Linked DNA regions of Mus musculus: region 2 is linked to region 1. The links are chromatin loops, found by intact Hi-C in ENCODE. Cell type or tissue: left cerebral cortex. All regions are shown on one strand. Links, peaks and the distances in the headings refer to the core of each region. The heading gives the core; the rest is flanking DNA. Region 1 overlaps Kcnd3 (potassium voltage-gated channel, Shal-related family, member 3). Region 2 overlaps Kcnd3os (potassium voltage-gated channel, Shal-related family, member 3, opposite strand).

What was found. A loop is a pair of places that touch in the nucleus more often than their neighbours do. Peaks named below come from ENCODE experiments on the same cell type or tissue, not always from the same donor. Only the 100,000 strongest peaks of a DNase experiment are listed, where the experiment ranks them.
Region 2: it touches region 1 in a loop (4-fold over the local background); 2 of 42 quality-filtered maps call a loop at or near these places.

The regions. Positions count from the first base shown.
Region 1 is chr3:105,566,157-105,568,960 of GRCm38, reverse strand. All of the region lies in intron 2 of Kcnd3 (potassium voltage-gated channel, Shal-related family, member 3), which reads right to left. Among named protein-coding and RNA genes, the nearest start is that of Kcnd3os, 110 kb to the right of the region's middle. In left cerebral cortex, for the core only: a CTCF peak has its summit at 1,245; DNase peaks (open chromatin) are centred at 544, 979, 1,341 and 1,759; H3K27ac peaks cover 2,154 bases.
Region 2 is chr3:105,449,051-105,451,854 of GRCm38, reverse strand. It overlaps Kcnd3os (potassium voltage-gated channel, Shal-related family, member 3, opposite strand), which reads left to right. Exons shown (of 4, transcript NR_040759.1): 2 at 185-340; 3 at 427-726. Among named protein-coding and RNA genes, the nearest start is that of Kcnd3, 1.4 kb to the left of the region's middle. In left cerebral cortex, for the core only: a CTCF peak has its summit at 1,080; DNase peaks (open chromatin) are centred at 630 and 948; H3K4me3 peaks cover 1,127 bases; H3K27ac peaks cover 729 bases.

The sequences.
Region 1 (2,804 bases), core at 252-2,751:
ATTCATTTCTTCCCCGCTGTAGTCTGGGATGAACTTTGCATCAGGAGAATGACCTAAGCAAGAGGTGAGCTCATTAGTGCTCCTCTAAAGCCATGGCTATCGCTATCGCCATCGCTATCGCCATCGCCATCGCCATCCCTATCCCCATCCCCATCACATGTACTCTTTCTCTTTCTAAGCTCTCAATTCTCAGTCCGGCTTTCACCGACAGTCATATATGAATAGTCCATCTCACTAGCCCCCAGGTCCGGTCCTTTGTGCAGATGCTAAAACACTGCTTTCTATGCCTTGCTCTGGGCTAAGCGTGGCCTGCCACTTAACGAATCCTCAGTCAGTCCCAGGGCCACTCACTGCCCTGTGCCAGAGAAGACACATTCACATGCATGTCAATGTCCAAGGTAATCAGGAGGATGAAACCATGGCAACGGCCTCCAGCAAATGAATCAAACATCCCAGTGAGACATTCTGGTTCCAGAGGGGCAACGTGGGCTGCAGTGACCTGAGGACTAGACATTTTCTTTTTCAGAGAAAGGGCGTGAAGCTGTTCTAGGAGATGGCAATAGCCAGAACGTGTGCATTCCTGAGAGGACCGCTCAGAGGACCGAAAACCTCCTACACAGATTTAGGAGTTCTGATGTATTGGTTCAATAATAAATCAAACGTTTTTGTTTATAGTCAGAGAGAAGGCTGGGGCAGCTGTGGGGAGGCAGGCAGTGTGGGGGTGGCTATCCACTTAGGAAGTCTGTTGAATTTACTGGTTAAAAGACATTCTAGATCTTCGTGTCTCTAGCAAGGCAGGTGAGTTTCCCCAAGACCCTCCAAAGTTTCCCCAAGCCATTCTATTTCCCTTAGAACACCTAGGCTGCAGCTGTTGCACTGAGAACTGCTATTCAGACACAAGTGAAAGAGAGGCTTCCAAAATGGAAGTTCAGACAATCAGCTCTCTGGGGAGGGTGCCTGCTGATCAGGGACTTTCTTTGAGGCAGCTACAGCAACTTCCATTTGCCTTTTGGGGATCAAGGCCCTGTGAGGACAATGGTCCCCAGAGATGTTTCCTGACACCTGGGAAAAATGAATTCTGGGGTTGTTCCTCAGCTCCTCCCCCCCAAAACCCCAGGGATACGCTCAAACCTTCTCTGACAATTTCCTTGTCTTCATTTCCCTGGACACAGGGCTTCCAGATTCAGAGAAACTAAAATTCCATTCTTTCCTCTAAGGAAAACCATTAGACCTGCACTTAGCAACCACCAGGAGGGTATTTTTAGCTCTCTGGCAGAAGTGTAATGTACAAAATGTAATAATCTCGGCCTTGAAGTTCCTCACAGCCCCATTCAACATGAAATTGCAGCTGATGGATGCTCTTGGAGGCAGCGGAAAAACGGGGCTTGTCTGCTATTGGGCTTCTAAGTCTGGGATCCAGGTAGCAGAGACAGAGACAGTGGGAAGGTAAGCAACACACAGTTTTAGGGAAGACACCATTAATCTAGTCCAGAAGCAGGCAAATGTTTGCTTTCTCCTTGGGCCAAACTTATAGTCCAAGATCTAAGAGCATTAAGCTGATATTTCAGAGTGAACCAGGCTCACAGATCTCTTCTCCAACTTAAGTGGGACCTACGGGCAAGGCCCTTTATTTGCCAGCCTCACCTGCAAAACAAAGCCTTTCAACATAGCACATTGTCAGTTCCAAACCCTGCTGGTAAACGATACAGGACAAATCCATGGGCTTCGGTGGGCAGCGGCCCAAAGCAACCAAGCCACACGAATTTCCCGAGTGCTTATGAAACATTCATTACTGCTCCGTGGCTGTTTCTGGAGCTGGCCTGTGTGCGGCCCATTCACTTCCTAGGCCTCCTCAGGGAAGAATTTTACATCTAATGAAATTCCCCCACCCTGACTAACATTTCTTCTTCCAAGCTGCCTAGACTGATTTCAGTTGCTTGAAAGCCAGTAATTGTGAGTGGATTTTTAAACCCTAGCCCAAGCAAAATAAAACCATGCAGGCTCAATTCTCTTCTAAACACTCATGACACCTATTCTGAGGCTAAAGAAAAGTGATTTTTGAATTAGTTACTATTTTCAGACCAACTAGGGAGTAGAGAAAGTCTCTGATTTTGCTCTCTTCCTTCTGCCCAGACACTCCTAAAACAGGAGGCAGGAGGAGAGAAAGAGAAGTGAAAGGGACCCAGCAGAGACGGGCTGTGGTCCTTGTCTAGACAGGGAGGGAACAGGGAGTCTCTGAGATGTCCAGATGCATTCCTGGTCCTTCCTCTTGCTAGGTCTGGCTCCAGGGCCATCTTTTCTGTTTTCATGTGGAATGTGAATGGCTCCACACCTTAGAGGACTGACTGAGACCCTGCCTCCGAGTTCCACCATTTGTCCACTCATTCATTTGAACACATTTAGAAACGTATCTGCCCTGTGCTAGGTGCTGTGCTAAATACTCTGGGGGATGCAGTGATGTTTTAGACAGGACCCTATCCTCGGAGAAATGACCCTGAAATTCTTTCTATTGCAGAGGAAGAGGTATCCTGGTTTATTTTAAACAAACAGAAAACCTCATAGTGAACTCCCAATTGAGTGCCATGGACTATGTGAGGCACTTAAATTTTTTTTTCTCCTTTCTTTTGTACTAAGGACTGAACAGAGGTTTTGTGCATGGTAAGAAATGGCCTTCTTTAAATTTTGAGCTATGTCTTACTATATTGTCCAGGTTGACCTTGAGATCACCCTGTAGCTTAGTCAGCCCTTTTACTGAGATCCTCCTGCCTTAACTTCCTGATTAGCTAGGATTAGAGGTCTATACC
Region 2 (2,804 bases), core at 82-2,581, 120 kb after region 1:
TGGGGGAGGAGCCGGGCGTGCGGCGTGATCGTGAGTTCGGGGGCGTGTGTGGCTGGGGACTTAGGAAGAGGTGGTAGGGAGCGCTGGCGTGTATGCGCGTGGGGTGTGTACACTTAACTGGCTGTCTGTTTCCCATTCACTGTCCACGCGGTAGAGCAACTAACTCCTCTCCTTGGTCACCTAGTGAGGTGCAGCTGGTCGCCGCGCAAGCTTACAGGCTGACCCTGAACAGTCAGGTGTGTTTGCCAAAGCTGGGAAGATCCCACGGAAGACAAACTGCCTTTATCTCCGCGTAAGAGCCACTGTCGTTCAGGAGTGACCTCTGACACATGGCCAGAAGGTCAGGATTCGCTCCAATACCCCACCACGAATACCCAGAATTAAGACTGGGGATTTAGGAACTCTCATTTCTCTATCTTTCCAAAGCGGGCCCAGGCCCTGGATCCTTTCCAGAGCCCAGAGTTATCTATTGCTTAGTACTCGGACCCAGCGTGAGGAGTGGGACAACCACGGGAGCATAGGATCCAGCTGAGAGTCCCAGGACCATCGCGGCAGCAGAGTAGAGCCCAGTCCTGGCTGCTAAGCCAAACCGTGGCCGGCTTTCCCTGTGTCTCCGGCCTGGGTGCTGGGACTCCCGAGCCTGGAGATCGCGAAGCAAGCAGCTTCGTGCCTCTGCCCGGACCGGAACGCCTTGGCTTGAGAGATGGCAGCTCTGAGTATGGAAAGGTGTGTGCTGAAACACAAAAGCAGAGGAAAGAGAAATGTGCGGAGAGGGTGAAGGCGTGAGTCAAGAATAGGGTTTCTGGTTTGTGGCAAACCGATCCTGTTCCAGAAGTGCAAGTCGAGGAGTAGTTATTGAGGTCTCAGCTACTCTGGGCCTCCAGTACTTCTGAGCTTCTTTTTCATAGGCTCACTTACCCTAACCAAAGCTCCTTTAAGTTTGTCAGTATGAAAGGTGTACAATTGGCCCTTCAAGAGGTGGGTGTGGACCCCATTAACATTTGCCCAGAGTCCAAGAACCCCGTGAGATTTGCATACTCATTTGCATACAGTACTAATGATTAACAACACTGCCACTCCCTGGCCAACCCTGGAAGAATTCAGGGAAGGCCCTGGCGAGGATTCTCCCTCCCTCCTCTATTTGGGAGAGGTTTTTGTTGTTGTTGCTACTGCTAGTGGTGGTGGGGTTTTGTTTTGTTTTTTTGTTTTTTAAATCTCAGTTGAATTGACTCCTGAGAGAAGGTTCTCTGTCTCTGAGAAGCCTGGTCCCAGTAGTGACATTTTCCTTTGATCTAACACCTTCTGTCCAGTTTTGGAGCAGTGAAAATATAATATCTTATTTCTGTCGAAGTTTGAATTTCCTGTACGGCATTGCCATTGTTCAGCAACATAAAGGTACTTCCAGGATCGAGCCCCCCAAACTGTCAGGGAGGGAACACCACTAGACTCTTGGAGTGGTCTACTAATGTGACAGCTTGTGGTCTCTGGGACTTTGTAAGCCATTTGTGGAGACAGGACACTCACACCCTGCCCCACATCCTCCAATCCCGATCCTCAGATGCTCATACTTGGCAATCTAAGTGCAGTGCCTGTGAACTGCTCTCTCTCTCTCTTTCTCTCTCTCTCTCTCTCTCTCTCTCTCTTTTTTTTTTTTTTTTTGTCTCCAGTATCTCAAGAAAAGTAAGGGAGACTTGGATTTCTAGTTCAGGCCACTGTGGGTTTTGTTTACAGTTCTCCTTGAGGCTGGATGGTGAGGAGAAAGAAGGTACCTGGCTTAGGTTCAAGCCACTGGAGGAGACACTGTCCAGGAGATGCTGGGTACCCTCCATTTCCTCCTAGAATCTCCCTAGCCATGCCTGTTGACTCCTTCCCCCCTCTGCCTCTGGACCAGCCTGGCCGGGATTTTTCACTTGCTTTTCCCCCATGACGCGGCCGCTTTTCCTTTAACTCTCAGCTTCTATTTAAAAAGCTAATTTGGGAGCCTGTCGATGCTCCCAATTCAGACATTTTAAATAGGAACTGAAAGTCAGGAACTGCCAGGGCAGTAGGTTTCCTCCTCTTACCACTGACAGGGCTCAAGTGTTGGTTCAGTCACTCCAGCCCCAGTGTGTATGTGTGTTCTGCAAGCTCAGAGTGTATTTCAGGTTATCTTTTCCATTTAAAGACAATGCTCCTATGGGAGATTGCATGTGTGTGTCTGTGTCCTTTCCAAGCTGTGCACACGTAAGGATTCTTCCTTGGTCCCGAGGCTCTGGTGGTGTCTGTCGCCATGTGGACTGTGAGAGAAAAGAGCAGCATAGCTTATAGTCTGCTCCCTCTTGGCTGTTGTTGCCTGCGCTGTTCTTTCTAGCGCTGTTGAACTCAGGCTTGCTCTTTGAAGCTTGCCTAGGTATCCTAAAGGCTCGCTCTAGCCCTCACTTCTTGTGGCTGTCCTACTTCGATTGTTTGTCCCCGTGCTGGGCAACTATTTTGAAGTTGGGACTTTTCTGAGGGTTGCAAGCTTTCTACATTGAGAATCTCATGTACCTTGAAGGGGTAAAACATACTTTGAGGTCAGAGTGATTCAATCTGTCTCTGGCTGTTACTAGGTTTGAGCCTGTCTCTGGCTGTTACCTGGCTGTGGGACCATAGGGAACTTACTTAACCTCTCTGTGCCTCCCCCACCCCACCATCTCTAAAATGTTCAATGATAAAAATTACAGCTCTTCAGTGACTGTCATAGATAACATGCCTGGAATTTGGGTAGTTGTTTGTTGTTTAAGATAGGAGGTATGGAGAACTTTGTCTAGGAAAAAAAGTTAGAA